2 separate regions of the Homo sapiens genome follow, and region 1 is linked to region 2. Evidence: chromatin contacts called from ENCODE Hi-C or POLR2A ChIA-PET data. All regions are on one chromosome and are shown on one strand. The core of a region is the stretch at or near the end of the contact, and the rest is flanking DNA. Distances in the headings are between cores, read along the strand shown. Region 1 overlaps DOCK4 (dedicator of cytokinesis 4). Region 2 overlaps DOCK4 (dedicator of cytokinesis 4).

Region 1 (2,700 bases), core at 44-2,543, 79 kb after region 2:
CCTTCTCATCCTCATCGCTCCCTGGTGCGTGTCCACCACCTTTATCACCACCACTCCCATTCTCAAATGCATTCATAGCCCAACCTGGTCTGGCATAAGTCCTCCATTATTTGATTCCATCCTGAGTTTCTAACCTATGTTTTTCCTACTTCTCTAAACACACTCCTCAACTACAGACAAACGGCCCTACTTCCTCCTGTCAAAACACAGTTCGTACTTCCGTATTTCTTTTGCTCTAACAGTTGTCTCCCTGACAAGGATGTGTCACGTTCCGTCCAAGTCTTATCCATCTGTTGGGATCTAGCACTTATATGACCCTCCTACCCCAGACGCTTTCCCTATCCCAATAACAATTCTGTCTTCCCACATTTCCACAAAATAGTCACAATTTGGGGTAACTGCATATACCTTCCCTCTGTAGCCAGGATGTAAGCTTCTAAAACAAGCATTTTGTATTATACTTATGTATAATAATACATAATATTATGTATATATATACATAATATATATACATAATGTATATACATATACACATATATATATACACACATAATGTATATAATACATAATAATCCCAAATACCCGAATCCCAAATCCCAAAACCCAAAATCCAAAATGCTCCCAAATCCAAAATTTCTGGAGTACCAACATGACACTCCAATGAGCATTTCAGGCTTATAGATTTGGGATGCTCAACCAGTAAATATAATGCAAATATTTAAAAATCAAAACAAAAATGTGAAATATGAAACGCTTCTGGTCCCAAGCATTTCAGATAAAGACTACTCAACCTGTATTCTCCTCTGTCTATCTCAGTGCACTGCAGTCAGAGCAAGGGCTCCAAGTATATCCGACTCTGTGACTCAGCTCATCTGTAAACAGAGGCTCCTGCTTTACCTCTCTCAGAGGGCTTTTGTGAATATCAAATGAGATGATAAGATGTTTCTTTTGAAAACACTCTGCAAATTGAATTGGTGGGATAATTTAATTGAGAAGGCAAATGTACACTCACACAATGCCAGAGAACAGTATGATATCTAGATCTTAACAGTATTAAAATGCCACAGGAATCCAAAGACAGTACAAACCACATCAGGTTCCATGGGATTCTTGGGGCAAATTTTCCCTGAAGAGAATGATTTGATGCAAGCTCTGAGGGAGGAGCAACTAAGACAAAGGAAACCTATCAAGCTGGCCCAATCTCTGGAAAGTATCTTAATCTATTTAGTAAATCAGCAAGACTCTGAACATGGCAGTCAGAGGTTACACAGAAATCTGAACAGCCCTGGGTTATCTCCTTAAGCAGGCACCCCCACTGCCCCAGCCAGAGGTCAGTGGCCACTGCAGGAAAGAAAACAGAATGTTCCTTCAGCAGGGAACAACAATTAATTTGTCAAACTTTAGCTTTCTATACACTTATCTTTCGAAACAACTTACTTGTACTTGGCTATAGCCTCTATTAAAGATCCTATCGCGGCATTCATCAGTTTACATTTCATCAGTTTTTCCTGAGAATGAAGGCTGAGCAAATATTTTCACGGGCTAACATCGACTCTGAGCTCTATTAAGCAGGACTCGAGGCCCCCCATCAAGATCACCACTGTGGCCCTGTACCTCTTGTTCTCTGGTATAGACATTTAACTAATATTTGCAGGGGGACAGAAAGACTTAACAACTCAAGTGAGTCATAGGCTTTAATAATTAAGTTAGCCTTGAAAGCAGACATGTACTTTTGTAAGTGGCAAATTTCCTACTGATTCCTTTCCTGTTATGATGTCTACCTGGCGACCGCTAGTCAGTCTTCAAATAGACCCCATATACAAATATTTCTAGAACACTGAACATATTTGTTACTACCTATATAAGTCCAATATAAAAGAAAAGGTTGAGAAAAAAAAAGTCTGTGGACTTGTTTTAAAACTTGCTGCACTTGTTTTAAAAACTGAATAGGATGTATGCCCATTGCAAAATCCACGTAAGAAAATTTCATACACTGTACCAGGTAACCTGGATGCTAACAGCATGAAACAATCTGGCCAGACACATAGTAATGGGAAGGAAAGATACATAGATCTTTCATGTCTGGCATGGAAAACCTAATAGAAAGCTACACTTCCTATAAATTTTAATTAGACTAGAAAGGGTAACCAGAGAATTTTGCTTTGACCCTGGGATCTGTCTTTATCATTGTGTCAACCTGTGAAACACAAAAGCAGCATATTCATTCTGCATTCCAATGTCAAGCAGCAAATTTTTTAGGGTAGGAAAAAAAGGCAGTCTGTACTGACTAGAGAGGTTGGGCTGATTTATGTGATGTCAGAGATGCTTTACTTATGGAAGGAAGGTAGGTTAAGCTCTCCTGGGGATGACTTGAGCTCTGGTACAGTCTCTCTGGAACACTTAAATAATATCAATAGTTCACTTATGACATTTACACATCTTGGTTAATGTGGCATAACAAAACTGGAGAACCTTTATGCCAAGGTAATTTTTTTCCACAGTGACTGTAAGTAAAGGATAACAAAACGCCTGCATCCTGAGCATCCTAACTACAGAGAATTCTGAACTCACAGTTGCTACTCCCCATCCAGACTGGTTTCAACTTCCCAAGATCTTAAGATTTGGAGGATAGAAATGGGGGTGTACTGTTACTAATGTGTTTGTATAAAAGCTTGTGAAAAAGTTTCCCTTTGTATGACA
Region 2 (2,700 bases), core at 121-2,620:
CCTATGGTTCCTTAGTTATCTAAATTAATTTCTATTAGAGGAACTAAAGTTAGAAAAATTTAAAAAAATACATTATTTTCATTCAAAAAAGAATCAGTATTCTAATTTACCTATCAGGTAAATATGGATTATTAGATTTTCTTAAAAGGAGGGTTGCCAGACAAAATATAGGATGCCAAGCTAAATATAAATTTTAGATTAAATAATGAATGAGTTTTTAGTATATATATGTCATAAACATTTCATGGGACCTACTTATACTAAAAATCTATTTGTTGTTTACCTGAAATTAAATTTTAACTGGGTATCCTATAATTTATTCGCTAACTTTAGCAACCCTATGTAAAAGGATAAATGTTAACAAAACTCAAGTAATTTAAAAAAGTTTTTACATAAACAAAATTTTGAGCTTCCTTTTTCATGTAGGATGATTTCTTGCATTGATAGAGAAATGTTACATATCTGCCAGTTTTTGTTTAAACAACATTTCAGAAATTCTTCTTTCCTGACACGTCATTTAGTCATGTCTCAGATTTCCTGTGCCAGCTTAAGTTGCTCAAGAAGAGGTTATGGTTGGCTACGCACTTGTGACAATGTGCAGAAACATCACTTCCCATTTGGCTAAAGGCAGACAGACCTTATGGTAGACTTTTGTTTTCACCTCTGTTAGATGTGGATGACACAGCTCCTTCGTTCAACGCATATTTACACAATGGGTATATCCAAATACGTAAGACAACCACTGTCAAAGAAAACATCTTATGTCATTTTCCTCAGGCTCTACAAATACAGCCACTGTCACCTGAATGCTGTGAACTAGCAACTGGATGCAGACAGCAAGATATTTTGATGTTTCAATAATATTTACACTTATGTCACTAAACACTTGTGTAGATTTGTGGGGTATGAGGAATGAAAATAGACTTAAATAATTGTTCCATCTGCTCAACAATATAAAAGAAATTGTTAAAAGACATGAACAACTGTCGAGGTACATTTCTAGAGGGTCCGCCAAGTAGCCCACAGGCCACGGATAGGAGGCTGACATCTGAGAAGACAAGAAGGATGAGCCAGCAACAAAAATACTGAGACAGGAAGGCGGGTAGTGGTGCAAAAAGCCCATGAAAAAAGAATCGAAACAGGAAGAAGGAACCCGCAGTCAGACAGGAATGCGAATCCTGTGGGCAATTCAAGGAAGTAGTGAGGTTTGGAGGAGACACACAGAATGCAGGCAAGCATGACTCCGTTTCCACATGACAGCTACTTCTCAGGGCTCTAAGACACTATTTCACATGGAAACAAGACAATCCATGTGAAGATATCCCTAACACCACCAACTTTTTAGGAGAAGCTGGTTATTACAGTCACAAATCAGGGTGGCTTTCATCCCAGACTCAGGGTGAGGACAGAGTCCTTGAGGGAAGCCTGACACGAAAAGTGCAGATGAACACTCATTATGTCCCACAGAGCAGGTCAAGGAGACAAAACAAGAACATGAAGAACCACTCTCAAGTGGGATTCTTCTAGAAAGATCCCAGGAGGAAAGTCACTATGTCTTAAAGGTCTTGCAACTTATTTTTATCCCTTTCTTATTTTACGTACTTTGTCAGTTATCTCAAATGTTTTGTAGACAGAAAAATAAACAAATCTTGGTAGTTCCAGTGCCCGTCAATACTCCACACACAGCTGATGTTTAATAAATGCTGATTAAATTAAATAATTTATTTGTAGCTGTTCTCTTGAAGGGGTCAAAAAGAAAGATGGTAAATTGGATCTGGGGCTCAAGAATAAAAAGAGGGAAAACTATCTAAGGTATCACAGTATAAAATGTGAAGACCAAAAGAGGAAGATCACAGAGTAATGCGCAAGATCTCCTAGTGCTCATGAGTCCAGAGACAGACTTGGGTTGGGGCCCTGCTCTGCCTCTTACCAGCTCTGTGACAAATTGGGCAAGTCACTGAAGGTTCTCCCAGCCTCAGAATACTCATGTGACAAATGGATGTCATCAGAGTACCTACGCTGGAGAGGCGTGGGGAATTACATGACATTATACATGTAGAGTTCTTAGCTCCGCACCTGTCATGGAATAGACACATAGTAAATGGTAGGAAGGGTAGATGCAGAGGGAACAGTAGTAATGAAATATTGAACCTGAAAAACTTTTTAAAAATTTGTGTCATGACTGGAGAGGAAATCTATGTTAATGCAATCATGCTTAGTGAAATCTCAAATACACAGTTAACCCTGAGAGTCTCATACATTATTGTAATGTCAGTAGAGGAAACAACAGCCATCACCATGCCCCCATTTGTGGGTCTGAACAATTAGCAGCAAGCCAGGTAGGAAGTTGGTAATTTCACAGGAAAGCCAGAGAAAAAAAGGAAGAATGGCTAGAAATAGCGGGGGTGGTTGCTGTGGTACAAAATCTACCTTCCCTACTCCTTTACTGGGGGATAATAGGATTGGCAACCCATAGGCACGCTGGGATTTCCCAGCAAATCAAATAAATTTCGTAATTGTTGTTCGCTACAAAATTATTTTTCTCTTCCTGTAAGAAACCGGAAAAGCCTACAGAGAATGTATTGTTAATATTAAACCCTCGACTAAAGGAGATGTAGAGGTATTTATGGATAGTAGTCAACTCACTCTCTCTCCTCAGATTACATTACACTTAACGATTTAAGGCTTATAGTTTACTAT

The links. A loop is a pair of places that touch in the nucleus more often than their neighbours do. ChIA-PET counts read pairs that join two places held with the same protein, here RNA polymerase II (POLR2A). Pooled maps may share reads with other maps.
Region 1: a loop to region 2 is called in a map of endothelial cell of umbilical vein, with 5 times the contacts of the local background. The contact joins two enhancer-like sites. A Hi-C loop is called at or near these places in 1 of 168 maps with a recorded cell type or tissue (endothelial cell of umbilical vein), 1 of 37 single-sample maps with no recorded cell type and 1 of 50 pooled maps. POLR2A ChIA-PET finds 5 or more read pairs at or near these places in 2 of 52 experiments (H1 and endothelial cell of umbilical vein).

Annotation. Positions count from the first base shown.
Region 1 is chr7:112,159,343-112,162,042 of GRCh38, forward strand. All of the region lies in intron 1 of DOCK4 (dedicator of cytokinesis 4), which reads right to left. Among named protein-coding and RNA genes, the nearest start is that of DOCK4, 46 kb to the right of the region's middle. RefSeq lists an enhancer at 2,623-2,700. Within about 2 kb of position 1,294, at least 4 of the 41 ENCODE cell types and tissues checked have a DNase peak (open chromatin) inside an H3K27ac peak, as active enhancers do; they include endothelial cell of umbilical vein, where a contact is called at or near this core.
Region 2 is chr7:112,080,024-112,082,723 of GRCh38, forward strand. The region is part of intron 1 of DOCK4 (dedicator of cytokinesis 4); the gene reads right to left. Among named protein-coding and RNA genes, the nearest start is that of DOCK4, 130 kb to the right of the region's middle. RefSeq lists an enhancer at 492-541. Within about 2 kb of position 1,371, at least 14 of the 41 ENCODE cell types and tissues checked have a DNase peak (open chromatin) inside an H3K27ac peak, as active enhancers do; they include endothelial cell of umbilical vein, where a contact is called at or near this core.